Regions from separate parts of the Homo sapiens genome. Here region 2 is linked to region 1. Evidence: read pairs that join two places in POLR2A ChIA-PET (ENCODE). Cell type or tissue: OCI-LY7. All regions are shown on one strand.

Region 1 (2,500 bases):
CTTCTGTGTCTTTTGAAAGAGCTGCTTGACGGTTCAAGTTACTGATGTATATCATAACTTAACAAGGGTTCTTGAGCTGGGAATGCACATTTAGGCATTATCGCCGAGCTTGCTGCATCTCCACTCCTTCCTCAACTAAGCATCAGAGGCCACAGACCACACCTTGGGAAACTGGGCCTCCGTCTCCCTCCCCTCTCTTGGAGACTTACAAAAGCATTAATACAGCAGACACTCCAAAAAAGTCTTGAAAGAAGCTGTTGAACTTCATGTTCAGGCCAGCCTATGGTTTCCCAAATTTAACTGGCTATGGAACCTCCCCTTCGGTTTCTTGCACTCATTAACATCTTGAGGAACTTAGGGTTCCATGAACAGACTTTGGAACATGCTGCTTTGGGAGAGATTCCTAGAATTAGGATTACTGAGTCCAAAGGTGTGTACTTTTTGATGGCTTTGAATCCATAATACTAATTTGATGGAAATCCAGCTTTAACAGACACGGATGATTTACAAATCCAACATCATCATTACCCTCTCTATGTTGGTGTCCAGCTTTGTGGCTCAAGGTCTCAAGTAACTAACTAGACAAGCCTATCAGAACAAGCGTGACAGGAGGACATCAGCCCATTTTACAGATCGTGAAACTAAGACCTAGCGAAATGCTCCAGCCCTCCTGCCTTGATCCAAGCACCTCTACACTTTGTAGTGGAACGACGCTCTTGCCACCTGTACCCACTAGAGTAGACAAGGGCAGCCTTAGTTACCGCTTTCTCTGAGTCGGCCTCCGCCAGCCGTTTCAGCAGTGCTCCTTGTTGCTCCATTAGTCTTTCAGAATCCTTCAAAGAAAGGCAAAGGAAAAAGTCAAGTCATTAAGCAATAAACCCAGATGTCTACATTTTATTGATTCTTTACCTTTTCCAAAAATTGTATTTTTTTTTTTTTTTAGAGTCTTACTCTGTTGCCCAGGCTGGAGTGCAGTGGTGCAATCATGGCTCACTGCAGCCTGGTCCTTCTGGGCTCAAGCCATCCTCCCATCTCAGCCTCCAAAGTAGCTGGAACAACAAGCATGCACTACCATGCCCAACTTTTTAAACATTATTATTATTTGTAGAGTTGGAGGGTCTCCCTGTTTGCCCAGGCTGGTCTTGAACTCCTGGGTTCAAACAATCTGCCTGCTTTGGCCTCCCCAAGTGCTGGGATTACAGGTGTGAGCCACCACACCTGGCCCAAAAAACTGTAGTTCTAATTTGAAAAGTAATGTGAATATATTCTCACTATAAAATAGTGAATGCTAATAAAGCTACAGTTCCTCCTGTACCCACCTCCAAACCCTACCCTACTGCTATTAGTTTGAGGAGTATCCTTCCCATCCTTTTTCTCTACATCTACAGAGAAATACTGTATTTCTCTGTATTGAAAATACTGTACAGAATACTGTATTGAAATACTGTTTCTCTGTAATGAAACAGCATTTTGCTGCATCAAGAGAAATACTGTTTGTCTCTGGGGGAAGGGGAAAGGGATTCATGTGTAACTTTAGGAAAATAATATCATATTGTATTTATGTGTTAATTTTTTTTAATTTTTTTTATTTTTTAGAGAGGAAGTCTCGCTCTTGTCCCCCAGGCTGGAGTGCGATGGCACGATCTCGGCTCACTGCAACCTCTGCCTCCCAGGTTCAAGCGATTCTCCTGCCTCAGCCTCCCGAGTAGCTGGGATTACAGATAACTGCCACCACGCCCGGCTAATTTTTGTATTTTTAGCAGAGACAGGGTTTCACCATGTTAGCCAGGCTGGTCTCAAACTCCTGACCTCAGGTGATCTGCCCGCCTTGGCCTCCCAAAGTGCTGGGATTACAGGCGTGAGCCACCATGCCCAGCTGTTACTTGATTTTTAAAAACAGCTTTATTGAGATATAAATTTGAACACCATTTAAAGTGTACAGCATGGTGACTATAATTAATGATGTATTATATACTTGAAATCTGCTAGGAGATCTTAAGTGTTGTCACCACACACACACAAAAAGGTAACCATGTGACGTGATGGATGTGTTAATCAGCTTGATTGAGGTGGTCACTTTACAATGTATATGGGTATCAAATCATCACGATGAACATCTTAAAATGTATACTACTTCTGTTTGTCAAATATACCTCAATAAAGCTAGAAGAAAAAATAAAGTATACAATTAAATGGCTTTGGTATATTCCATTATTAACTTTTAAAAATTGTGGTAAAATATATGTAACATAAAACTTGTCATTTTAACCTTTTTATTTCTTTTAGAGACACAGTCTAGCTCTGTCACCCAAGCTGGAGTGCATGTTGTAATCATGGATCATAGCTCACTGCAACCTTGATATCCTGGACTCAAGTGATCCTCCCACCTCAGCCTCCTCAGTAGCTGGGACCACAGGTGTGTGCCACCACACCTGGCTAACCATTTTTAAGCGTAAAATTCAGTGGCATTTAGTATATTCATAATACTGTACAACCATCA
Region 2 (2,500 bases), 330 kb after region 1:
AGGGGTCAGCCCTGCCCTGGATGGGAGGAGGGAGCTGTCCCCTCCCTCCCCAGCCCATCAACGTGGGCTTCTCCCCATACAACACATCTGTGTGGAGGGGCAGGAAGGTCTGTGCCCCTACCCAGCTCCCCGGAGCCCCAACTCAGTGCCCCACCTCACTCAAGACTCACTCTTAATGTTGCCCAGCGTGAACTCGCCGGGCTGGCAACCTGGAACAAAAGTCCTGATCCAGTAGTCACACTTCTTTTTCCTTGGGAGGGAGAGATGGGTGGGTGAGAGGGGAGACAACCCAGGCTTGGGCCTCCTGTGCTGGACAAGGTGGGGCCAGGGCAGCAGCAGGGTTCTGTTGCTCTCAGTCCGGCCCAACCCGTGACAGCTCATCCCCCACTACCTGGAGGGGCCCTACCCCACCCAGCCGAGATGGGCCTGGGCCTTCTCCCTGAGCTGACACCAGGCTGTCCCTCCTGGCCTGCCTGGGGCCCCTGGACCCCACTCAGACCCTCCAGCACCCGATGTCCTTCTTTCCTTTGGCTGCCTCCCTGGGTGGCTTTCACCCCCCCCGCCACCCAACACACAGAAACCCTGCATTTCTCCCCTGCACTCAGCTTGCTGCTTCCCTTCCTATACCCTCTCCCGGGGATCCACCTCGGTACTTCCAGTCTGCTCCATGCCAGCCGTTCCCCTAGCTCTCGGGTCAAACCTGACCCCATCCTTGAGTCCTCCCACTTCCCATCCCCTGGCACCCCAGGGCTGAGCTCCCCAACCTGTCTGTATTCTGCTCCTTGCTCCACAAATGCCCCAATCCCAATCCACTCAGCTGCCAGAGTCAGAAACCCACTGGGGGCGGCTGATCCCTGGCTCCCTGCCTCTTCACCCTGCGCCTGTTCTCTCACACCTGTGACGGCCCCGCTTCACTTTCGCTGGTCTCCCGACCCCCTAGGCTGCACCCCACCAAGTCTCCCCACCCTGCGGCCCAAGAGCCCTGCTCTAAGCCACTCCGCAGCAGATCCGCTGGGGCGGGGCCTGAGGACCGTGCTAGGTGCTAGCGTGGCCACCTGCCCCTCCAGGCTGCTCAGCAGCTCTGCTCAGGGTGACCCTGCGATGGCTTGCTCCTTCCTGAAGGGGGGGCTCTCTCTGACTCCAGCCCCTGCCGGGAACACCCCACATTTCCTTTTGAAGCAGGTTGGCTCTTTTAAGGCCACCTCCCTGGAAGCCTTCCATGAAGGCACTGGGTGGGGTTCCAGGCTGGATCCAGTGTCCCCTCCTCCCGCTCCCAGGCACCCCTCCTCTCTCCGTCTTGTTTTCTAACGACTGTGCATGTCCATCCCCACCACTGTCTGTGTGTCTGCATGGAAATGTGCTATAAACGTTGCTCTAAGGAACAGAGGAAGGATGAACACAGATGAATTCCGGGCAGAACAGCGAGGTGAACGACAGGATCCCTCAGCTTTGGCCATCCCTTGCCTGTGACGTCAGTCTGACTCTCACACCCCCAGGAGATGTCGGCCCTCACCTAAACAGGACGGAGGTGACATTGTAGCTCTTGTCTTCTTTCAGCTCATAGATGGTGGCATACATCTTTTGCGGGTCTTTGTCTTCTCTGAGAATTGCATTCCCTGCCAGGCCTACCACATACCACTTCCCCTGGAACTGCAAGGGACTGATAAGAGGCACAACCCAGGAATGGCCCTAGGAGCCACCCCTCCAGCTCTGTCCCTGTGGCACCTCTGGGCCGCCCAGCTTGGAACCATGAGCCCCTCTAGCTGGGCAGCAGGGCCCAGGCTGGGCCTGCACTGGTGAAGGGGCAGGAGCAGGAGGCCATCAGTCCAGAAGGGAGTCCTGGGGGAAGAGGCGGTTCTGAGTCTGGCAGGGAGGAGGGTGACCTCCTCACTGGAGGAGGCATGTGGCTGGTGGGCCTTCCTGAGCCTCAGTTTCCTCATCTGTGCAGGGGGACTAAAAGTGCTCCCACCTTCTTTGGACAATGGGGGTTATGGGAGAGGGGATGTGGACCTGGGGGAGTCTGTTCAGGCTGAGAGGGGGTGGGGATGGGGGGAAGGGGCATGGTTTCCACCAGGGGACCCTGGTGGCACAGAGTGAGCTGAAACCTGGACCCTGGACTCCTAGAGTCCTGCCCAACGCTCTTCCTGAGTCTCTTCACCTCTCCTCCCCTCTGCTCCCACTCTTCCCCAGGCCCTGCCTGCAGGTGCCCCTCTTGGCCCCTTACTTGGTTGTCCTGGAAGTTCTGCTGCAGAGGGACCTTGCTCAGAGGTGGGGCTGGGATCAGGTCTGAGGTGGAGTCCTGGGCCTGGGCATGCAGAGCCCCCAACAGGGCTAGGCCCAGCCACAGGAGACCTAGGGGCATGATTTCAGGGCCGAGGAAGCAGGCGCTGTGGTGGCTGCTGGGCCTGGCAGGGGTGGAAGAGGAGGTGGCGAGTGAGAGGCTCACCTGGGTGGCCCTATTTATGGGATCTAGGGTGGGTTGATTCATTCTTTGCCAAGG

Evidence for each region. Peaks named below come from ENCODE experiments on the same cell type or tissue, not always from the same donor. Only the 100,000 strongest peaks of a DNase experiment are listed, where the experiment ranks them.
Region 2: POLR2A ChIA-PET joins it to region 1 with 6 read pairs; 2 of 35 experiments call an interaction of 5 or more read pairs at or near these places.

What each region holds. Positions count from the first base shown.
Region 1 is chr9:128,479,913-128,482,412 of GRCh38, reverse strand. ODF2 (outer dense fiber of sperm tails 2) reads right to left here. Exons shown (of 21, transcript NM_001351578.2): 9 at 762-833. It overlaps LOC124902281 (a long non-coding RNA gene), which reads left to right. Exons shown (of 2, transcript XR_007061803.1): 2 at 1,597-2,200. Among named protein-coding and RNA genes, the nearest start is that of ODF2-AS1, 8.2 kb to the right of the region's middle. In OCI-LY7, no CTCF peak of the experiment used is centred here; no DNase peak of the experiment used is centred here.
Region 2 is chr9:128,149,388-128,151,887 of GRCh38, reverse strand. LCN2 (lipocalin 2) reads right to left here and starts at 2,435. Exons shown (of 7, transcript NM_005564.5): 1 at 2,225-2,435; 2 at 1,514-1,650; 3 at 171-250. The coding sequence starts at 2,362. RefSeq lists a silencer at 1,036-1,085. In OCI-LY7, CTCF peaks have their summits at 935 and 1,137; a DNase peak (open chromatin) is centred at 1,097.